Linked DNA regions of Homo sapiens: region 2 is linked to region 1. The links are chromatin loops, found by intact Hi-C in ENCODE. Cell type or tissue: IMR-90. All regions are shown on one strand. Links, peaks and the distances in the headings refer to the core of each region. The heading gives the core; the rest is flanking DNA. Region 1 has its middle 170 kb from the start of LINC02792. Region 2 has its middle 580 kb from the start of LINC02792.

The links. Peaks named below come from ENCODE experiments on the same cell type or tissue, not always from the same donor. Only the 100,000 strongest peaks of a DNase experiment are listed, where the experiment ranks them.
Region 2: a loop joins it to region 1, with 4 times the contacts of the local background. A loop is called at or near these places in 2 of 110 quality-filtered maps.

The regions. Positions count from the first base shown.
Region 1 is chr1:79,490,859-79,503,388 of GRCh38, forward strand. No RefSeq gene overlaps it. Among named protein-coding and RNA genes, the nearest start is that of LINC02792, 170 kb to the left of the region's middle. In IMR-90, for the core only: a CTCF peak has its summit at 6,504; no DNase peak of the experiment used is centred there.
Region 2 is chr1:79,894,555-79,907,084 of GRCh38, forward strand. No RefSeq gene overlaps it. Among named protein-coding and RNA genes, the nearest start is that of LINC02792, 580 kb to the left of the region's middle. In IMR-90, for the core only: a CTCF peak has its summit at 5,577; a DNase peak (open chromatin) is centred at 5,567; H3K27ac peaks cover 539 bases.

The DNA of each region.
Region 1 (12,530 bases), core at 1,591-9,590:
TATGCTGAGATAGGTAACAGATAAGGAATAAATTTGGGCTTGACTGAAGTAATGGGGGCTGTCTGTGAAACTTTGCGGCAGTACAGCCCAGGTAATTTCCTGAGCCTGATGGGTGTCAGGGTCAGTCCAGGTGAAAGCGAAGAGAGGCTGGGATGATGGGTGCAAAGGAATAGTAAAGAAAGCAGGTTTGAGATCCAGCACAGAATAATGGATTGTGGAGGGAGGTATTGAGGATAGGAGAGTATATGGGTTTGGCACCATGGGGTGGATAGGCAAAACAATTTGGTTGATAAGGCATAGATCCTGAACTAACTTGGAAGGCTTGTCTGGTTTTAGGACAGGTATAATGGGGGAATTGTAAGGAGAGTTTATAGGCTTTAAAAGGCCATGCTGTAGCAGGTGAGTGATAACAGGCTTTAATCCTTTCAAAGCATGGTGTGGGATGGGATATTGGCATTGAGCGGGGTAAGGGTGATTAGGTTTTAATGAGATAGTAAGGGGTGCATGATCGGTCGCCAAGGAGGGAGTAGAGGTATCTTATTCTTGTGGGTTAAGGTGGGAGAATACAAGAGGAGGACGCAAAGGAGGCTTTGGATTGGGAAGAAGGGCAGCAATGAGATGTAGCTGTAATACAGGAATAGTCAGGGAAGCAGATAATTTAGTTAAAGTGTCTCGGCCTAATAAGGGAACTGGGCAGGTGGGGATAACTAAAAGGAGTGCTTAGAAGAGTATTGTCTAAGTTGGAACCAGAGTTGGGGAGTTTTAAGAGGTTTAGAAGCCTGGCCGTCAATACCCACAACAGTTATGGAGGCAAGGGAAACAGGCCCTTGAAAAGAAGGTAATGTGGAGTGGGTAGGCTCCGTATTGATTAAGAAGGGGACGGGCTTAGCTTCCACCGTGAGAGTTACCCGAAGCTCGGCGTCCGTGATGGCCTAGGGGGCTTCCGAGGTGATCGGGCAGAGTCAGTCTTCAGCCGCTAAGCCAAGAAGATCTGGGAAGCCGTCAGAGAGCCTTGGGCCAGAGTTCCAGGGGCTCTGGGAGTGGCTGCCAGGTGAGTTGGACAGTCCGATTTCCAGTGGGGTCCCGCACAGATGGGACGTGGCTTAGGAGGAATCCCGGGCTGCAGGCATTCCTTGGCCTGGTGGCCAGATTTCTGGCACTTGTAGCAAGCTCCTGGGGGAGGATGTTCTGGAGGAAGGCCTGGCCGCTGTGGTTCAGGCGTTTGGAAGTTCTTGTGTGCTGGAGATGTGGCTGGGGTTTGTCTCACAGTGGAGGCAAGGAATTGCAACTTTTTTCTATTATTGTACACCTTGAAGGTGAGGTTAATTAAATCCTGTTGAGGGGTTTAAGGGCCGGAATTTAATTTTTGGAGTTTTATTTAATGTCGGGAGCAGATTGGGTAATAAAATGTATTTTGAGAATAAGACGGCCTTTTGACCTTTTAGGGTCTAGGGCTGTAAAGTGTCTCAGGGTTGCTGCCAAACAAGTCATGAACTGGGCTGGATTTTTATATTTGATGAAAAAGAGCCTAAACGCTATCTGATTTGGGATAAAGAAAAAGGAGCATTAACCTTGACTATGCCTTTAGCTCCAGCCACCTTTTTAAGAGTAAATTGCTGGGCAGGTGGGGGAGGGCTGGTCACGGAACGAAACTGTAAGCCGGACCAGGTGTGAGGAGGGGAGGTGATAAAAGGATTATAGGGTGGAGGAGCAGAGGCTGAGGAAGAATTGGGACGTAGCTCGGCCTGGCGAGGAGCAGCCTGGGGAGGAGGGGAGAGGTCAGATGGGTCTGTAGAAATGGAAGATTAGAAAGACTCAGCGACCCTTGGGGTTGGGACTGAGGGGACGGGTGGGAGGGAAAGAAGGAAGATTTGGGATGAGTTGCATTGGGAACAGAGACTAGAGAGGGACCGACGTGTAAAAGAATGCCTGGACGTCAGGCACCTCAGACCATTTACCCATCTTACAACAAGAATTATTTAGATCTTGCAGGATGGAAAAATTGAAAGTGCCGTTTTCTGGCTATTTGGAACTACTGTCGAGTTTGTATTGCGGTCAGGTGGCATTGCGGAAGAAAATAAGATGCTGAGAGTTTAGGTCAGGTGAGAGCTGAAGAGGTTTTAAGTTCTTAAGAACACAGGCTAAGGGAGAAGGAGCAATGGAGGGTGGAAGGTTGCCCACAGTGAAGGAGGCAAGCCCAGAGAAAAGAGAGAGTAGAGAAACGGAGGGAAGGGGTTTGGGGGTTCTTACCCTCCAGAAAAGCGGGAGAGGTAGGGGCACGGAAATAAGGGATCGGGGCACAGAGATATAAGAGGTTGGGGTGTGGAAATAAGGGATCAGGGCACAGAGATATGAGGTTGGGGTACTTTCCCCTCCCCTAGAAAAGCGGGACTTGCCTCTAAGGGTGAAGGACCAAGACAGGCGTCCCTGCGTGGTCTGACACCTCTGAAACATGGGTGAATAATCAGAGAGGCGTCCCTGAAATGATTAAACACCAAGGGAAGGCTGCCTTCCCAGTCCGTGACCAGCACTGGAGTTTTGGGTCCACGGATAAAACGCGTCTCCTTTGTCTCTACCAGAAAATGAAAGGAATTGAAATTAAAAGAAGGGAGAGATTGAAGTGTGGTGCCAAGATTGAAAGGAGAAAGAGGTTGAGGGATAGTAAGTGAGGTTGGAGGAGAGAGTAAAAAGAGGCCACTTACCATACTTGAAATTGGTGAGACGTTTCTTGGGCTGGTCAGTCTGAGGACCTGAGGTTGTAGGTGGATCTTTCTCACGGAGCAAAGAACAGGAGGACAGGGGATTGATGTCCCAAGGGAGGTCCCCCGATCCAAGTCACAGCACCAAATTTCACTCGTGTCTGTGTGAAGAGACCACCAAACAGGCTTTCTGTGAGCAATAAAGCTGTTTATTTCCCCTGGGTGCAGGTGTGCTGGGTCCAAAAAGAGAGTCAGGGAAGGGAGATAGGGGTGGGGCCGTTTTATAGGATTTGGGTAGGTAAATCCTACCCAATCCAGTCAAAGGGGGGGTTGTTCTCTGGCGGGCAGAGTGGGGGTTACAAGTTACTCAGTGGGGGAGCTTTTGAGCCAGGATGAGCCAGGAGAAGGAATTTCACAAGACAATGTCATCAGTTGAGGCAGGAACAGGACATTTTCACTTCTTTTGTGGTGGAATGTCAGCAGTTAAGGCAGGAACCAGCCGTCTGGATGTGTACATGCAGGTCACAGGGGACATGATGGCTTAGCCTGGGCTCAGAGGCCTGACATAGTATAATTTCCACCATCGATTCATCAATCAATTAGCACCAATCAGTTAATCAATCATCATCATCAGTAATTGTTCTTAAATATGTATTGAGCACAAATCATGTTATGACATTACCTTAGAAATTAAGTAAATCTATTGGTGTAAAAATGAGTTATTTTTAATGGCAGCTTATGGTTGACTTGGGGAGGCTCGATATATTGATAAAAAAATGAATTTAAGATAATGTATGATACAGAACAGAAAATGTGTTCTGTGATAGTTCACAGGCAGGAGCGTTTGAGGAGATAGTTCTCCATGAGTCTATCATATTACTGCACAAGCAGAGGCACTGATTCCTTTTGTTCCAGATTATCTCTTATGGATGTTTGTATAACAAGCAGCTTAGAATGTATGGTGTGTCCCTCAGAGTAAAGGGTAGATTTGTGGGCTGCCTAGTGTGATAAAGATAATGTTTCCCTCTAGGAAAAGATTAGGCAGATTTGCTTCCAGTCCATTACAGAAACTCAAGGTTTTCTAAACTCAGGGTTCCTCAGCTCTGATGCAAACCCTCTGCGTGCAAAGCTTCCACAGGAACCATTTTATGTCATTCTGTAGGATTTGAGTAAGAAGGGAGCTGACACAAACATGAAGCTCATAGTGCTTTCTGTGCCATGAGGAGTAAAATCCTATGTCTCTGACCCAAGAGTGTTTTGTTTTCTGCCAGTACATATGAAATTGTGGCAGACTGACTTACTAGTTTGCAAGTAGGCTAAAATTTCAGCCCTTTCACAATTCCTTACAGAGGTTTGTTTTGGAGGAAAGAATCTCAACGTTTAGATTATATAAGTGTAAATAAATTCTTCCCAGGTTTTGGCACATTCCTAGTCATGGACAACTTTTAATTATCTAGAATTTAGAACTCCATCAAACCCCAAATAAAAATGAAGGAGTGTGGTGTAGGTAAAAGGTGTAATTCACAAATTTGTTTGTTGAGGGTGAATGTAACAGGACACACATATGTGAAAGAAAGAGGGGTTGGAAAAGTTGAGTAATTTCAAAATTATGTTTGATTTGCTATTTGACTTGTGTTACTTGAGTAAAAGCCATGATGATAAACCCCTTAATTTTTGCCCAAAACGTTGTATAGATGGTAATTTTTCAGTTGAAAATCCTTATTGTAAATTATATTATTTCTCCATATGTTTATTCTCTAATTTGATTTTTGGCAAGCAGTGTTAGTTATCCTCATCTTGTTTCTGTACAGAAATGTATATAGCATAGCTTTGAAATTATGGCTACCAAATGGAAGATAGCTTCCTATTAAGAGATTTGATCATGGGCATGCTTATGTTCAATAAAAGTTATCAAAATCATGATCATAATTAGGAAATTTGATTCTCCTCATGTACAGCACGTTATGAATTATGCGGAGTTATTTTTGAACCACAATGCAACACTAAATTAGGTTCCTCTTTCTTTAAAAAAATTAAAGAATAATCAGTTACTATTCTCTCCTCATTTCTAATTTCTACAATGGTGCCTTGATTGTAAACCTACAGAAATCATGTCTTTTTTCTCCCCCTATTTTCTGTTTTAATATCACTTCACATCCGTTTCACTTTTTCTCTGGGGCTCGTTTATGAAGCCCACTGGCACTGGTAATGATTCTTCATGGTGGAACCCAGCAAATGCTGTTGCCATTTCTCTTAAGCCAGACTAGTCTTGCAAACATACTGACTCCATTTAGTGAAAATAAAAGGGGATAGAACAGAAAGAGGAGATCATGCGTATCTTAAAATAACAACAGCCATATGACAGTTTCAGGCCTGTGTTTGGAGAGAATTTGCATATATCCCATTAAGCCTGCCTGAGCTCCACTTTCAAATTTTGATGTTGCCAGTCAATTTGCAGAGGTCAACAATATCTTTTCCTAAATGCAAGTTTTCTTATAATTGCACCTCAATAACTGACAACTGGCCCTGACAAAAAGACAAGAAAGACAAGTGTTTGTTGCAAGAAAACATCAATATACAGCGTTTTGTAGACAGGACTACTCTGGAGAGACTCTGCTATATTTGGACCATTAGCATCAAGTCAAGGTTTCAAATGATAAATTCAATTAGAGTGGAGTTGACTAAGTGATCTAAAATAGTGTGCATTAGGAGCAATGTACAAGCATGGAGTTCATTAAATAGCAGTATCAGTGTGATCACCTTTTAGTAACATAATCAATTTACTGGTCTTTGAATAGTAGCAGTGGTCAGACTAAATTAAATTTAATGTACATTGACCAAGTGATTTACAGTATCTAGATTTACAGTATCTCAGAATAAAGAATGATGACTTTCAAGCATTCCAGGAACGAAGGGAGGAATAAATTATAATATGGGCCAAGTAAGGTGAGAAAACTTATCTTTTGTTTGCTTCCAAGTTTTACAATAGTTCTTTTTCTGAAGTCTGCAAAAAAAATGTCAGACTAATTGGAATCCTGTGAACCCCACAGATACTACAGACTTGAGTGCTGCATTGACAAATCGGTATTCCATTTAAATTCCCATCAAAGCCTTTGAGGTTTATATTCCTGAATTCCTAATGACAGGTGCTATGCAATCAGCACTATTACCATATGCTGGAAATAGGCATTGTAGCTTAATAAGGAAAGCTTGAAGATTCAAAGACGGGACAAGCAAAACAGTCTGAATTTATTACAAGCACATCCAAATCCTTCATCTTTCAACTTTTTTCTTAAAATATGATATATGAATAAAAGAATAGTAACAAAGATCTTATCTGAGTGGTGGCCACATGTGTCATATTCAGATATATTTTTCCACAGCCTACATTTTGTCCCCAGAGAGCTGTTGTCTATTTGTATAAGATTTGCCAATAACCATCACAGCCATGTCCAATATTCTATACTTGTACTCCAAGTGTCTGGCTTGTTGATGATTTGGGGGGAAAAAATTAGAGGACCAGTGGAAATCTGTTTGATGTGTTTATGCTCCACATGCTCTTTAGAATAAATCAGCTTCCTATATTTTAACAGCAATTGGTACTATTCAGGGTTAGAACAGGTTGTATACCAGAAATTCTAAACTATAATAGATACAGCGGTTGCTACCAAATAAAATAAGATACGTCTTCAATGGAGAACACTTTTTTAAAGTACCCAGGTTTTACATATATTCTTTAAAATTCCTTTACTACACTTCAATTCCTGCCAGAATTGACTGCTATTCTGTTAGGCAGGGCTAGGGGGTGCTATAACCTTACAGCTGAATGAAATCTGCACCCCAGTGTTGAAAACAAGATATTTTATCAGCCTCAGATCAGAAAAGGTAGGATGTACATGTGTTTGGACAAGCGTGCACACATAGGTTTCTATCCACTTTGGTAAGGTATGAGAAAGAAGAAATTTGAGTAAGAATATTTGCAACTGTTGATTTTTACATAGAATATGTTGGTGCTTCAAATCATTCTAAGTTTTAAAACGTGAATTTTGCATTTTAGTTAAATTATTGAGATTATTTTTTCTTAAGTAAATATTTTTATCTTTCTCCAAATTTTAAGAAAGAGATTCTAGAGGATAATTGAAATTCTGGATAGGCAATTATGCTAATTAAGAATTTTATTATATAATGTTTTTTATTAAGCCAATTGTGTTTCAGGTCAACCTAAGAATATTGTATTTTAGAAAGTAGCAAAAAAGCCAATTCCATCATTTAATTTACTAATTTTCTCACACTTTAGAAAATTAAATATTTTTGGTAAAGAACAAGATTTTCTTAAGTTAGAAAACAGTGTAAGTAATATTGAGCCACTATCATTATTGCTTTTCCTTCTTTAGAAGTATTGAGGATATTTTGGAATTTTTTATATTTTTATTGCAACTTTCTTTTGAATGAGACTTTCCCTAACTAATTAGTAATTAAGTAAAGAAGAGATTTTCTACTCTCTCTCTCTCTTTTTTTTTTTGAGACAGGGTCTCACTCTGCTGTCCCTGCTGGAGTGCAGTAGTTTGATCTCGGTTCACCACAACCTCCACCTCCCTGGCTCAAGTGATTCTCCTGCCTCAGCCTCCCGAGGAGCTGGGATTACAGGCACCCACCACCACACCTGGCTAATTTTTGTATTTTTAGTAGAGAAGGGTTTCACCATGTTAGCCAGGCTGGTCTTGAACTCCTGACCTCAAGTGATCCACTTGCCTTGGCCTCCCAAAATGCTGGGATTACATGCGTGAGCCACCACACCAGGCAGAAGAGATTTTCAAAAAGAACCTTTATATAAAATGTCTTTATATGTAATGTATTTTGTAAGACTCAGATTTACTGTCTTTAGAAGCTGGAATCATAGTGATTTCTTTTTGGCATATTTGGTTTCTTGATAAGCTATTTTTTAAAGGAAATTTTAAATAATGCAATCATGTCATGTCGTTTGAATCCTCCCTATCTTCTAACTTTTGAAGACAACCTGAAACAGGAGATTGGTGAGGAATAAAGCACTTGTGAATTTGGTTAAATTAATTTCAGAAAAATGTGTTAAATCCTACAATGCCTAGCACTATGATAGACCCTACAAATATGGGATGAATGAAAGTGAGGGCCTGTCAGTGGGAAGCTTGGTCCAATCTTTTCTTCATTATGAAGATGGAATATGGACCCCAGATTGGTTTGATTTCATGAACATAGAGAAAAGCCTCCACCTAGTTACTTTACTTGGCCTTTAAATAAGTTACACAGTTTGAAACACCTTTGCTATGTAGGAAAGATGTGAATTGATCTTTGTCTGAAAAGCATACTTTGTACTTCTGAGAAGAATGCTGTTTTTTACATCATCAATTATTTTCACTTATGGGGAGGCCTTCCTTAGGTCCCGGATTTCAGAGGGCAATTAAATTTAATTAATTTGGCAAATAGTGAATGAGAACTTACAATATACCAGTCCTGGTCATCAACTATGGGGACGGGGTGGTTTCTGTCATATTGGAGCCCACATTGTAGTTGAGGAATGAAAAATTACGGAGAAAATTTACGGTATGTTTTACTCTGTGAAACAGGCTAAGTAGACGATGTGAAAATACTTCAAGGGAAAATTACCTAACCTGTATTCTCTAACATGAAAATCACAGCCAAAGAAAAAGAGACAATAAATGTGTGGGATGCAGCAGTTGGAACCACTTTAAATTAACACTAAATTCCTGATTTTATTAAGAAATACCATTAGATTACAGGTTTCTAAGTGATGAGTAGTTATGTTTTGACTGACTGACTGTAAGTAGGGGTTTTGACTTAAACAGTTTTTTTTTGTGTACCCCTTGTGGCGCTCAAAATCATTGTGTATAAAAGACATCAATGAAGTGTTTTTCTACTGATTATTTGTTACTGAAATAATGATATGAAATGCTGTTTTCCTGTTACATGATTAAAATAAGCATTTAAAAGAAAATCTCAAATATATAAACCCCTTAGGGATCCAAGAATCTTAAAACTTGCTTGTCCTAATAATGAGTTAAAATGCATTGTTATTTGTGCATGGTGTTTGTGAGTGGATGTGTGTATTTATTGAACTGTGTGTGTGAAAGTGATTTAGGAGGTCAGCAAGGGCGCCCTTTCTCCTGTGCAGTCTTTACAGCTATTCAGCCCTTGCCAGTCAGAATGTGATGGATGAGTTCAGGAATTGAACTCTGACCCTCACTGGGAGAACATGGACCTTGTCAGAGGTATCTCAAAGAATTCCCATTATCCTTTCATTTTAAAGATTCTTGAAATTGCTTGTAATTCTTGCCTTAGGTAATGAAAACTTTCTTTTCAGTTTATAATAAGCTAATAGCAAAATGATGTGCATTCCAAATATCCACTCATGGCATAAAATTACTATCTGACTCAGATAATATTAATATTATAGCCAAAAAGTATTAATTGCCACTGCAACTTTTATCAAAATAATTGACCAAATTCACCTAATGGCTGTAATTTATTTGTAGCACTGAACAATTATTGGAGAAGATGAAGCCAATTGCCATAGAATAAAAATTATTCTTGTAATTTGTATACTGCATTGTTCCTGAGCACACATACAAACTCTATGTGTAATGCATAAACTCTTTAAAAAAAATTAAACACATACAAAAACACAAGCTCAGTCAGCATTAGCATTTAATTAACTGATTCCTCAAAAATAACTGGATGTTTGATTATTTGTTTCACGTCAATCCTGCTGTTGGCTGCATTTTATTTTATTATTTTTTAAAAGCCTGAATAATGAAATCCAAAACCCCACATCTAGCTCAGAGCTCCCAAAATGCCTCTAAGATAGTTGTATAGTAAAGCAACTACATCTAATTCAAGTAGGCATATTTAATCAATGGGAAAATTGTTAAGTGTCCCAAAAGAAACTATGTTAAAAAATTATTGTAAAACAACGTATATGCTGAATATACTTCAGTTCAGTTAATTTTTTTCTAAGATGTAACAATCAACTAACACTAAAATTGACAACCTTATATAAGACCATTAGGTGACATTTAAGAGCAGAATCAGCATTGCTTCTTATTTCACAGGATTTCTCAGATATTAGAATGCTTTTAGCACTATGTCTGGGGTGACCTGATTATGACAGATTTATTTTCCTTATAAATTGCTTTTAAAGATAAACAGAAGCCATTTGGGAAGAGATTTATTCTTCTCAAAATCAAAAACTCTAGCTACAAGAAAAAGCTTGCAGTTAAAATAAAAGCTGTATTTAAATATTCAACATTCAACAAAGGACATAACTAAGTTAAGTCTCTATATAATCAGAAAACATGGGATTCTACCAAAAAATTATTCATGAGGAATGGGAAGGTTAAGAGAGGAGAAATGCTTAAGTCTTACAAATTAAGCTTCAGAAACACAATTCAAGAAGGGATTGTAGCAATATGGTACCTGTTTTCACATATATTATGACATATCAAAACTTAAACATGCTTTCAGTGGTTTATTCAATATTTCATCTCCAAATAATAGTCAAAATGAAAGAATCTATTTTATGGTATTTGTTAGTTCTTCATTAATTTATCAGTTTAGTCATCCCTTTATCCACCACTCCCTTTTTCACTGCTTCCTCCTAGCACGTAGTTATAACATCTAATAGCTTTGTTTTAAATGCTAATAAAGTGTTTATTGTCATTCAGTGGTATTGCATCAGTAATATTTTCTTCAGGAATTCCAAAAAGCACAACTCTAGGTGGAGCCAAGTACGTTACGCAATCTGAGAATGGTGTTCCTCAGTGGTATTCAAGCAGAGTCACATGATAAAGCTCTGATGGATGTAATAGATGATAAGGCATAGCTCCTAGCAATTGCTAGATAAAGGCTAATTTATGATTGTGTCTCTCAACAATCCAGTTTTCCCTACCCTGACCCCTCCTCTATGTTATAACTTACAATAATGTAAGTTTATATTTGGTAAATTTCATAGTAGTAATAAAATTATTACCTCTGTACATATTTATTGGTTATCTTCTATTTGCACCTTGTTCTATATAGGTGCTAATGTGTTTGGTGGGTCGCCCTTTCATTCTCACATGGCCAATATTTTCCCCATCAAAATTACCTAGTTTCAATCCTGCCAATTCTACTTGAAAATGGTGAGATGATAAAATTGGAGGCAGGGGAAACTTTGAGTGAGGTATAGAAGGAAAAGTTTGCTGTCATTACTCTTCATGTTTGCTCTTCCAACTCTCTCCCCCAACCCCATATAGGATGGATGCCTTCTGAAACCAACATGTAATGATGTTTTCTCTTCATGTTTAAAAGATAGGATAAACTCTAATTATTTTTATTGCTCTTGGGTGGTTACACAAAGATCTATGTACCCCTTTTCCAGAACTAGACTACATTAAAAAGGAAGAAAATAATAACATCAACATGTGCTCTGTTCAAAGTCTCTCTTTAAAGATTATCCAGAAATCACAGGAATCCTTATTTCCTCTCAGAAAATATAAAGTCTTTTTCTTGTAGTGTCCTGAATAAAGTAAGAACGTTATAATTGAATGCCACAAATAAATCTGCCTCAAATGAGGGAAGAAAACTAAAATATTATATGTTACAAATATTCAAAATTTCTGGCCAAAGGCACATACTATAAATGGTCACAAGCCTTCTCCCTTTGAAGAATTCACAGAATAGCACTCAGAATTTGGCTGTGAGTAGTCAAGCTTCATGGCTATACAAACAATGCAGACACAGGGGTCTGAGTTTGGTTTAATGTTCTCCTGTAAACATTTTGAAATTCTTAATAGTTCATGAATACTGAGCCTCACATTTTTGTTTTTTACTGGGCTCTGCAAATTATGTGGCCATGGATTCTGGTGGAAGCACATTTGCATCAGTTTGGGTTCTTGAATGCTTGGAAGTCAAGAAAATTCCATCATCAGCAAAGGACTAGACTTGAAACAATTCCTTAGCAACTGAGAATTACTGCCATTGCTTTAGCTAGAGAATTAAGAGGCAAGAAATACTTCTGTTCATTCTCTGTCTCCTGGTTTTCTGAACATTCATGTTCAGGTTGAAATAACCAAAAGGAGCTCTGGTAAGAAGAAATATTTTTCATTTTGACAGATTCTGAAACAACCTTTCTCTTGGCTGTTTAGCTTTTCTGTTTGTATTCTCTCTTCTGCTTTCTCTGGAAATAGGTGAGTTTACAAAAGTGGAAAATTCACCTGATTCCTTTTTGGCCTTGCCTCTATGACTGCATCTGTGAATGCATCTATGAATTCCTTAGAAGCTTGGACTCTGGAAGCCAAATGCTTTGGTCTGGCTCCCCTTTGGGGTACTTAAAAATTTTTCTATAGAGTGTAAACTTGAAAAACTTTTTAATAATCTCTTCCTGAGATTTCTCATTGGTAAAATAGGAATAACAATAGTATATAGTATATATCTCGTTTCTTTTTATTAGACTTAAATGAGATAATGTATATTAAATATTTAACAAGTTCCTGGCACATACTAAATTATCAGTATATTTAACCATTTCTTTCTACTGTTAAGTTCAGCTTTAATGTCAGTCCTTTATGCATATATCATATTATCTAAAATTATATGCCAAAATATCTTGAAGTATTACGTTGGTAATTATTTTATCAATAAGAATTATTTCTGTTTTGCTACCAGCACTATGTAAATGTTGTTTCTCTGTTGCCTCTTCCTCCTTTATTTGAAGTCTTTTAAATAAATGAAATTTTATAGTAACTATTTTACATAAACGTTTTCTAGTAGTTTCTCTTTTTTCAGAGCTCCACATTT
Region 2 (12,530 bases), core at 1,497-9,496, 400 kb after region 1:
GGGTGATGTGATGCCCCACCATGCTTCGGCTCGCCCTCTGTGGGCTGCACCCACTTTCTGACCAGTCCCAATGAGATGAACCAGGTACCTCAGTTGGAAATGCAGAAATCACCCATCTTCTGCTTTGATCACGCTGGGAGCTGCAGACCAGCTGTTCCTATTCAGCCATCTTGGAACCACCTCCGAAACTGGAGTATTTATATTTGCATTGCAGATGTGTGCATTTACACAACCTAAGTTGTAAAATTAAACAATCAAATTAAAATAACTTGACTATTAAACTACATTATGTGACTCTGTTAAGTGAAAAGCTTTTTGGCTTAAAATGTTTACATGATTAAACATTATCCATAGAAAAAAGGCCAAACAGTAATTAATCAATAATATGCAGAAAATTTTATTTGAATGAAAGTTTATTGTGTTTTCCATATAAATTATTTTTAATAGAAGAAGAGTTTTTGATAATCATATTTTAAACCATTCTCACTTAATATAGGGTATAAATACCAGCAAAAGAAAAATGTTTATGATACTTATGAATTAGGGTGATATCTGAAATTTTACCAACTGCTACTATGTAAATACCAAGCAATGAGACAATAGTACTGACCAATCAGAATGGATGCTGGTGTACAAAATCCAGAATAGCCACATTAGTGCATAATTCCTGAACATTTGCCCTGCATATTGATTTAGAACACAACGGTATCAACATGTATATTCATATTTTGCCTAAGCTATCATTCCAAAACATTTGCAGGAATATTATAAAGTTTGTTAGTTTCTATTGGTACATGTTTTATAGAGCCAGAAGAAAAAATTTAAATGTCAAAGTAGTCAAATTTATCGCATGTAAGGAATGTAGTAAAATTTGAGAGCTTACTCAACAGATTCTTTCTTATCTAATTATCATTACTCTGTTTTAATTGAAAGTTACACAAATGTCAGACATTAAACGTAAGACAAATGTCAAATGGGATCCCACACCTGTACAGTAACATCCCAGGCATCTGCCTATATTTTAGCTGATCATTAGCAATTAGTAGCATTTATCTGTCCATTTAATTGTTCTCCCGATCTTTCCCAGATGATTTTTTTAGTTCCCTCAATGCATTGGCCCAGAGTTAAAATTCTATTGGTTTTTCATCATGCAACCATTTCATTAGGCTTTTAGCCTGGCTGAGCCCATTAAAATCACTGCTGCACACTTGGCCTGTGTTTACCCATGTGAGGTGAAGTGGAGCACGAGGCAACCACTCATAATTCAGGCCTAAGAAACTCTTTTGCCTGAAAGATTTAAATAGTTGAGACTAAGGGTTGTCTCTGCTTGAATTATAAGTATTATTTCAGTTTTCCTCTTCAGTTTAAGTAAAGCATTCTGAGCCCACATGTACATGTTGGATTATCTATCTCAGCAAGAACTGTTTTCTAGAGCTGTTGTAAAAGGAAGAAAACACGAAGTCCTTTCTTGGTTCTTAACATGTCTCTGTATTGAGCCTTTCTTGACCAGTCAATCAGATAAGGTAAGGGAGTCTTCCATAGATTCAGTACATCAGTCTATTAGGATGGGGAAGAGGAGCAGATGCTCCAGGCCTGCGATTCTAACCTAAAGCCCCCTGATCCCAGCCCATGTTCCTATGACTATCCTGCACTGCCTTTATGACCAGTGCTAAAAGAGTAAGAAAGCTGAGGTAGTTTTGGTTCATGGAGAACTTGGTACTCTTGGTCCAATTTCGCAGCAGCAGCAAAAGCTTCCTTTCCAAGTATAGTGCTGTCTGAGCACACAGTACTGAAAACCTTTCTGCATCATTGCCAGGATGAGAATCAGCCTGAAAGTGTCATAATCAGTTACTGGTAAGTAGTGCAATGTGTCATGGCAGCATAATAGAATGCCAAGTAAGGACAAATGTCTAGAATAAGAAGCAAACTCTTCCAATAAATAGTGCCCATAATTAAATTATCAGACAAAAATCAATCATGCAGAAATGACTTTAAAATATAACTGCATTACCTTCCATTTGTAGTCTACATGGACTGACTAAGCCACAACCATATACGTTCATTCATGCCCATATCACCATGGTTTCTACTTGCCAGCATCTATCACGTAGATGCTTTGGGGATGAGACAGTTTTGGCACCTACAGAGTATAATAGTACCTTACACATTTAAGCAGCAACATATCAATTTCAATTTTCTTTTGCTTTAATCAAGACTTTTATACAAAATGAACAGTAGTTTATAGTTTTGAGAAGTGAATATACATTTATTTATACATGCTAAATATTAGATGATTTTTTACCTCATTAACCAGTGTGTGCATGCATGTGTGTGTGTGTGCCCATGTGTATTTTTCTCCTAATATAGTTTTTTTTTCCCAATAACAATAGCTAACTTTAATAAGCCCTTCTTACATGCCAGGCACTGAGTCTGAACACTTATAATAAACACTTATAGAAAAAGTGTTTATCTAAACAGATATTGTAACCAATTACTCCCCATACAACTCTATGTAGTATTAATACCTACATTTTACAACTAAGGAATTTGAATTTAGAGAAGATAAATAATGTGCCTGGGGTCCCTCAAGTAGGTGTTAGAGCTGGGAATGTAATTCAAGTAGTCTGGCTGCAACATGCATTGGTTAAGTGTTTTATATAATACTGTTAAACATGTAGTCAGAGAAACAAATTTATCACGTGAACCTGATTTCCATTATGCTTTTCTTATGTAATTTTAATTTCCAGGTGAACTTTAATGGGAATGAAAAGACAAAAAGTTATTTTGTCTAATTTCATTTTCAAGTGACTTTCTAACTTCTAGAAAATATGAGGAAAGCCAGGTTATATGATTTATTAAAATTACTCTTTAGTATTTGACTATAATTTTACATTTCAAAACATTTAAAGAAGTTTTAGTGTGGCATATCAATTTCAGTTCATAAAAACTGATGCAAAAATCAGCAAACTGCAGTTTCATTCTGTGTTGACCACGCATAATGTACTGCTTGTTCCCTGGCTTCAGATCTTTCATGAAGATACTTGCTTGGCAGCAATCAAACAGTTTTAGTCAGGTCATAGTAGATCTGTAACAAGTTTTAAAATATTTTCTAGGATGTTATATAATGATGATTTTTTAAATCTCAGGGACTAACAATTTATATTAGTTACAAAAATACAATTCTTCCCTGCTCCTCCCACCCACCAACAAAAATGTGGACTCCACCAACCTAAACTGCCTAAGCATTAATTTGGAAATTTTATGGTTGTAATTACCTGTTTCTACCTCTGGATGATGCCTTTATTCTAAAACACTTAGGGAAGTTCTATTGTATCAAGCAATTAGGCCAAGGAGGGGGCAATGTGGTGTATACTGCTTCTCCCCTCCCCTAGGCACTTCTGATGAATCCAGCATGGTCTTTCTGATAAGCTTGGACACAGTGCAAGGCAGCTTTTCAGGAAGCTACTAATAATCAATTAGAATTGGGAAGTGAGTTGAAATTTTTTTATCTTCGCTATATTAAACCAAGTCATCATCATCATCATCATCATCATCTTTAATTAAAAAATCTAAACAACAAAAAGCAAAATCAAAAATCTTTCCAGGAAATAGATCAAGGACAAAAGTCTAGGCTGTAACATCATCACCAATTGAGTAACGGCTCCAAGCTGCAAGTCTTTTACCATTTTCCTTTCTGAAAAGCTTTAAGTCTAGGTTTCTGAAAAGAACTCAGTCATACATTTCCTTCTAGACGGGATGATTGTGCAATTAAACTTAATAATTTTAAAGCCTTAGGAAATTTCTGCTTTGGGTTAGATTTTTTTGTTTACTTAGGTTGTTAACTGCAAGTCTGTTGAAGGCAGAGGTCACACTCTTCATAACTGTCCTCCATTACATATTATTATTTGCAGTTAATAATTATTTAATATAAATTTTTGAGTAAATGATTCTCTAATCATTAACATATTTCTTGACTACTTTTAAAGGGCTTTTCTTTCTGTAAAGATCCTTGCTGAGATGTAAATAAATGTAAGTGTGCACATCAGGTTTATGAATGAACCAGTATCAATGGGGTCTATGTCTCTCTAAGCTTGACCTTCCCTGCCAGTAACGATGCCTAGAGCAGGTGACAAAATCTTGCACATTTATTTATTACCTAACAATCTCATATTCAATCTTAGATAGTCCAATCTAGTTGTCAGATTGAAATGTCAAATTTTTAATCTCTCATCCACTTTTATTTCAGTGACTTGATGGTAATTTTTATTTTTAATGTTTGAGTTAGTCAAGAAACCTGTTACAAAATGGGTTTGAAAATCACTTAATGACTCACATGTGGCAGGTTAGCGATTGATCCATTCAGTTAAAATGCTGAAACATCTTGAATATAACCTAAGATTTTATATTGTATTTTCAATGCAGTACTACAATGTCTTCTCATTTTTCTTTGCTCTTCTTGATTTAATTATTTCAAAAAATGTATTAGAGAGGGAGGTCTTTTACCAATTTTAGCAAATCAGCATCTACCTGTCATAGTTTTATAACCTCAAGAACACTATTATCTTTATTTTCTGTCTTAGAAACAATTATCTAGAGAATATGAATATGAGAAGAGCTCATTGGTTGTTGTGGTTAATTTATACTCTAGAGTTTTTTTTTTTCTATTTTTAAAACTTTAATTTACTTCAAACTTTTGGGTCTTCATCCTGGTTGTTGAAACAATTATGATAAGAAATGAGAAAACAAATCTACTATCATTATAGTAAACGTTTGACTTGGGTCTTCCTTCTGTTACCATGGATCGTTCTTCCAAATCTCTCTTTTCTTGACATGATTATTTATTTCTTCATAAGTCTCCAAGGATCATAAGACATTCTCTCTGGGAGAAAACAAAAATGTCTTATAGGGAAAAAGTGGAGGAAAATCGATGTTTTTCTCTACATTTTTGGAAGTCAATGGGATGACTGACCTCGTTCTGGCTGTTGATTCATATTTTACAGTAAGCATAGCCCTCTCCTACAGAATTGTCATGAATTACAGGACACACTACAGGTTTGGATTCTCCTTTTCCCCTCAACTCAACCCTTACCCAGGCCATTTTCCTTAGAGTGCAGGCCATGTCCATATTGTAAAAACAATAGTGAAGAAGGGAATTGTTTTCTTCTCTCTTCCTTCTCTATCTCCACTCCTGCTTGAGAATTTCCTAGGTGTGTAACAAGGGCAATCATTTGTAGCAGATGCTGTTATGTTCTGGTAATGGGAACCTTGGGGTGGCTGATCCCTACATGTTTGTTTTTTCCTCTAGGGAAACTTTCATGAGTGTTACAAAGATCAGCCCCATTTATCCCCTTTAGAAGGCTTTGCAGTGCCAGCCCAGATAACCAACACAGTCTCTTGCTATCTCTATCACTTTCGCCTCCATTTTCTTTCTGACTGTGTGTCCCACACAAACTAGTTCTGCTGAGTACAGCCTCCTTGGTTGGGTCTTTTCCAAGATTACTCACATGTGCATATCTTCTGTGGTTTCTATAGCAGCCTAGAGGAAATATGGTCCCTTTCCATAGACGTGCAGCTGGCTTCACTGCCATCCATCGGTCATCACAGCAAGTATTACAACCTCTCTCCTTTACATTTTTCCAGTCATGTGTCAGCCACCACACTTTGTGATCCACAAACTCTTGAAGTTTTTCTCCTGTGACTCAAGGGGAAAAGAGTTCCTCTCCGATTTAAGAAAAACAAAACAAACTTTAATTCTAGATTCAGGGATCCTCTCCTCATTTCCAGGGAAAAATATAGGAGCATCACATAACTCTGATGATTCTGTTCAAGGAAATTTTTACTCCTACTCTTATCTCTTCTGATAAACCTTGCCTTATCCTTTATATAAGGTGCAGAGGGATGAGAAGTTATGGTGACAGATTATTTCTGTGTTATATTCTTAAACAGTATGGCACAGAAAGCCTAACTGTTATTTTTAAAAGGGTGAGTGTGTTAGGGTTCTCTTAGCCCTAACACAGAGAAAGGAAAACAATAGCATGTATGTGTATAATTTATTATGAATATTGATTCACATGATTATAGATTCCAAGGCATTCCACAATCTGCCATCTGCATGCTGGAGAACAAGAAAAGATGGTGGTGTAACTCAGTTTGAATCTAAAGGCGTGAGACCCAGGAGGGACCTCTGGTATAAGTCCCAGAGTCCAAAGACCCAAGAACCAGTAGCTCTGATGTCTAACAGCAGGAGAAGATAAATGTGCTAGCTCAAGAAGAGATAGCAAATTCACTCTTCCTCTGCCCTTGTGTTCTATTCAGACCCTCAAGGGATTGGATGATGCCCACCCACACTGGTGAGTTCCATCTTTATTCAGTCTGACCAATGGGATGCTAATCTCTTTCAGAAACAGATACACACAGAAATAATGGTTTACCTGCTCTCTGGAGATTCTGTATCTAAGTTAAATTAACACATACAATCAATAATTATATTGGATATTTGAAATCCATTTTCTTGTTTTGAGACCTGAGATAAAATGACAAATCGAGAAAAATACCTGTTTGGCATCTTGCTACCTAAGCAGCGAGACAAATCCAAACAAGTAGAAAAATGTTAAGCCTAATGAGAGTACTCCAAATCAGCACTGCTTTTTTTTTTTGTTTCTAATATCAATTAGCAAACCATAATCCAATCCTCATTTGAGTGCATAAAGAACCAGATAGGAAGTGTGAAAGGAAAATCAGAGGTAACAAATATCTAATCTATATTTGTTTTGTAGGTAAAACTTTTGCCAAATGGGTTTACATTCACTATATATAGCCAGGCAAAAATGAAAAGATGAAGTCTCAGAAAATTAAGTAAGTTGCCCATATCTAAAGATATGTATTAAGTAATCTAAAAATGGACACAAACTTTTCACTTTTCATATACTCCAATACACATATAATTGTAATCAGAGCAAGCCTTGCAACTTATTCAGAATGAGCCTTATACAACTTATTCAGAATATTAATATGCTTCTTGTGGTGGCTGTATTTAATTGTGTGAAGTGTAAACATTTTTACTAATAAAACATTGATGATAGAAAAGCACAGTATTTTCTACATGATTGTTTACTGTGGCTTACTGAGTGCAGGTGAAAAGTGGGCATCATTATAAGAGGAAAGGAGGAGGTTAGGTTAAAAGAAGACTACTGGAGCTTTGGCTTTGGTGAAATAATCTTGAGTGTTTCAAAACAGTCTATTAGGAGTTTTCAATGTAAAGGCAAAGTGTTCCTCTAAGACATAACAAAGCAACTTAGATACATGAATTTTAAAGAGTACCTTTGTATTTTTGTATATAGACATAAATAGGCACTATATAGTGTTTGTTCAGTTTTCTTTATTATAGGAAAGTATATATAACTTTTTATATGAATAATTTCAAACACATACACATTAAACAGAATAATATAACAAACCTCTATGTACCCATTACCCTGCTTTAATAAATCATCAATGTTTCTTCCAATTTTATTTTATCTATACCTTCCTATACTTCCAAACTTCTCACTTGATTATTTTACATTCATTGACATTCAATGTACTTCAAATATTGATACATCAACGTGATCCATATACTAAATTATTAATGTTTTTAAGAAGAAATTTTTAGTATAAATAGTAGTTAATAAGCTTTAGACTGGCTTGCAATTCTGTTTCAACTTCTGTGAGCAAATCAAGACGCTTATTTGATGCCTGGACAATAAATTTAATAAACTTATTGTTTGCAGGCCATTTTGAATGTTGACTGAGACTGTCAGAAGTAACAAATATTCTTCTTTATATAGCTCTGTGCCGAGTAGGCTTAAACAGCCTCTGCCGCTATAATGCAATGTAATTATAAGACATGATTACAACTGATTATAATCAATCAGCATAGTCTTATGTGTAATTTATATTGCTGCAGCTGTGGTTAGATTAAATCATCACATAAGATACAATTTCCACTAGATACGTGAAATTATTTGAACAAACCCAAATACAATAAACCCATAATACCATAAATGCACAGTAAATTTTGCCAATTGCGTAATACTTTAGGACTCTGTTTATCACAAAATAAGTTTTCCTCCTACAGAGTTTAGTCCTTATTTGAAAGACAAAACTGTTGTTTCGCCACGGTTGGCAGATATGATTTCTGTCTGCTAGTTCTGCCCCTGCTAATATTTTATGTGCAATACATAGGGAGATTGTTGTTATATTTGAAAAGAAGTCCACAAAGATTATGTAGCTAGGTCCCTCCTGACCTCAGTTGAAGATGAAACAGAAGAAGGTTTCTAAATTTCATTTCAATCTCTAATGCAATCATTTCAATCCTGGCCTTACAGATGAAACTCAGATTCACCAAACATATATTTGTGGAGACTAAGAGGAGTGAGCAATTATTTTCAGTCCTAATCTCAATCCACTCACACTATATAGGTGGACCTATTACAAAATAAAGGATATAACTCTAGATACTTTAAACCTATAACAAGTAGAAAGAGAAAAGTGGCTTATAGAGTGCTTGGCAGAGAACAGGGTAAAGCTGGGACCTTTTTACATCTTAAGGTACCATTAATTCTAATCACACATAGATGAAAAATGAAAAATCCTTGCCCTTCTTCCAGTATGGGGCTGGTGTGAGGATCAAAAGATCTAATTCATATAAGTTCTCTGAACTCAATTAAAAAGTATTAACACCATTCTTAAATGATCTACTGTTTTGTTATAATTGATTTCATTTTGATCCTTGAGCCAAATGATGCAAAAATAACAAAGCATATTAAAATTTCAGCAGAGGTTTTTTTTCTATGTAACTTCTCTTCTAGGAACAATACCACTAACATAACACCGTCCACTTTTCGTTCACTCTCTGGAAAGGATTTTTATGTATATAGTAATTTAATCAAGTAACCTGAAAGTGTAAGAAGAGTAGTTTTGGCAGCCCACAGTTACAGCTGTTTGGCTGAAATACAAGTTCACTACCAAATAAGAAAACATGTTTTAATAACTTAAAGTCTGAAAAATACTCGTTCAGCTTTCAATGTTAAAATCCTGCAATATTTTGTGCAGACTCACAAAGCATTATTAAACTCAAATTAAATACTCAACTATTTTTTTCTTTTAAATTCTTGTCATTAAAACATTAACTTTAGCTATCAGAAGAGGTTAGAGGCTATACCACAGAAAATTTACAGCAGTCAGCTCTCCCTTGAGTGTTAATGGTTTCTAATGCATATTTAAGATGTTTGTGTTTTTTAATGTTTGAAAAGGAACAGCTTTTTCTTCTGCACTAATAAAGTATCAGCTTTCTCTGAAGATAAAACTTCTTAGTCTTTAAAAAGAATAGTGATATTGATTTGGGTACTGATTACATTTTAAAAAGCAGAAAAATAAGTCTCACTGTTGAGATTCTTATTTAAAATCAAACTCATGAACTATTGATATATCCCTAGGTGAACACTAAGTTTATATGAATGAAGAAGATTGGTGGGAACAACACACAGATAGTAAATACAGAGCCTGTAGAGGCCATCTGCCAGTAGATATTAAAAAATTACCTGCATTTTCATAAATATTTGATCTTTGCCTACTTCATAGCACCATTATGTTTCTTAAATAAAGAATACAAAATAATTCCATTCAAAGTCTAGACTATTTTATTAAGGTGAGCCTAATATATATTATTTTTCAGAAGTTTCTTGCCAAAACTTTTTCTTTGAAATGCAGGATCATAAAAATACTGGATCCAGCCTCTTTCTTCCTGGGTATAGTTATCTAAGAGAAGCTCATAATGTGACTAGGCACACAGGAGACAAGAACAAATGGTAGCAAGATCACCCATCAGCTGCAGTGGGTGCCGTGGACTTCTCCAGGTAGGGTTCCTTATAGGACCAGGCTTTGTAAGAATAAGGCCAGCATGTGGAAGCAGGTGTTGCAATCCAAGGCCAGTGGATAGATGTTTCCCTCCCTGACTGCTGTCAGGTCCTAGAAACTCCTTATATCCCACTGGGAACCATCTTAAGGAGGATGTGTGGCAAGAGTTAGAATCTGAGAGATTAAGAATTTTTAGGACAGGCATGGTGGCTCACACCTTTAATCCTAGCACTTTGGTAGGCTATATTAGTCCGTCTTCGTGCTGCTAATAAAAACCTACCTGAGACAGGGCAATTTGTGAAAGGAAAAGGTTTAATTGGACTTACAGTTCCACGTAGCTAGAGAAGCCTCACAATTATGGTGGAAGGCAAGGAGGAGCAAGTCATGTCTTACATGGATGGCAGCAGGCAAAGACAGAATGACAAAGATGCAAAAGCAGAAACCCTTGATAAAATCATCAGATCTCATGAGATTTACTCACTACCATGAGAACAGTATGGGGAAAACTGTTTCCATGATTCAATTATCTCTCACCACGTCCCTCTCACAACATGTGAGAATTATGGGAATACAATTCAAGGTGAGATTTGGGTGGGGACACACAGCCAAACCATATCATTCTGCCCCTGGACCCTACCAAATCTCATGTCCTCACATTTCAAAACCAATCATGCCTTCCCAACAGTCCCCCAAAATCTTAACTCATTTCAGCATTAGCTCAAAAGTCCACAGTCCAAAGTCTCATCTGAGACAAGCCAAGTCCCTTCCACCTATGATCCTGTAAAATCAAAAGCAAGCTAGTTATTTCTTAGCTACAATGCAGGTACAGACATTGGGTAAATACAACCATTCCAAAAGAGAGAAATTGGCCAAAACGAAGGGGCTACAAGGCCCATGCCAGTCCAAAATCCAGCAGGGCAGTCAAATCTTAAAGCTCCAAAATGATCTCTGTTGTCTCCATGTCTCACATCCGGGTCACACTGATGCAAGAGGTGGGTTCCCATGGTCTTGGGCAGCTCTGCCCCTGTGGCTTTGCAGGGTACAGCCTCCCTTCTGTCTGCTTTCATGGGCTGGTGTTTAGTGTTTGCAGCTTTTCCAGGCACATGGTGCAAACTGTTGGTGGATCTATCATTCTGGGGTCTGCAGGATGGTAGCCATCTTCTCACAGCTCCACTAGGTGGTGCCCCAATAGGGACTCTGTGTGGGGGCTTCCACCCCACATTTTCCTTCTGCACTGCCCTAGCAGAGGTTTTCCATGAGAGCACTGCCACTGCAGCAAACTTCTGCCTGGACTTTCCAGGGATCTTCTGAAATATAGGAGGAGGTTCTCAAACTTCAATTCTTGACTTCTGTGTGCCCACAGGCTCAACACCAAGGCTTGGGGCTTGCACCATCTGAAGCCATGGCCCAAGTTCTGTGTTGGCCCTTTTCAGCCACAACTGCAGCAGGCTGCGATGCAGGGCACCAAGTCCCTAGGCTGCCCACAGCAGGGGGACCAGGGCCCAGCCTCCAGACTGGTGATAGGAGGGGCTGCTGTGAAGACCTTTGACATGCCCTACAGATATATTCCCCATTGTCTTGGGGATTAACATTCAGCTCCTCATTACTTATGCAAATTTCTGCAGCCAGCTTGAATTTCTGCTCAGAAAATAGGTTTTTCTTTTCTATTGCATTGTCAGGCTGCAAATTTTCCTAACTTTTATGCTCTGCTTCCCTTATAAAACAGAATGCCTTTAACAACACCCAAGTCACCTCTTGAATGCTTTGCTTAGAAATTTCTTCTACCAGATACCCTAAATCATCTCTCTCAAGTTCAAAGTTCCACAAATCTCTAGGGCAGAGGAAAATACTGCTAGTCTCTTTGCTAAAGCATAACAAGAGTCACCTTTGCTCCAGTTCCCAACAAGTTCCTCATCTCCAGCTGAGGCCACCTCAGCCTGGACTTTAATTTTATTGTCCATATTGTTATCAGCATTTTGGTCAAAGCCATTCAACAAGTCTCTAGGAAGTTCCAATCTTTCCCACATTTTCCTGTCTTCTTCTGAGCCCTCCAATCTGTTCCAACCTCTGCCTGTTACCCGGTTCCAAAGTCGCTCCACACTTTTGGGTATATTTTCAGCAGCGCCCCACTCTATTGGTACCAATTTACTATATTAGTCTGTTTTCACACTGCTGATAAAGATATACCTGAGACTGGGCAATTTACAAAAGAAAGATGTTTAACTGGACTTACAGTTCCACATGGCTAGGGAAGCCTCATAATCATGGTGAAAGGCAAGGAGGAGTAAGTCACATCTTACATGGATGGCAGCAGGCAAAGAGAGAATGAGAAAGATGCAAAAGCAGAAACCCCTAATAAAACCATCAGATCTCATGAGACTTACTACCATGAGAACAATGTGGGAGAAACTGCCTTATGATTCAATTTTCTCCCACCAGGTTCCTCCCACAACATGTGGGCATTATGGGAGTACAATTCAAGATGAGATTTGGGGGTGGGAACACAGAACCAAACCATATCAGTGGTCGAGGTGGGTGGATCACTTGAGGTCAGGAGTTCGAGACCAGTCTGGCCAACATGGTGAAACCATGTCTCTACTAAAAACACAAAAGTTAGCCAGGCGTGGTGGCAC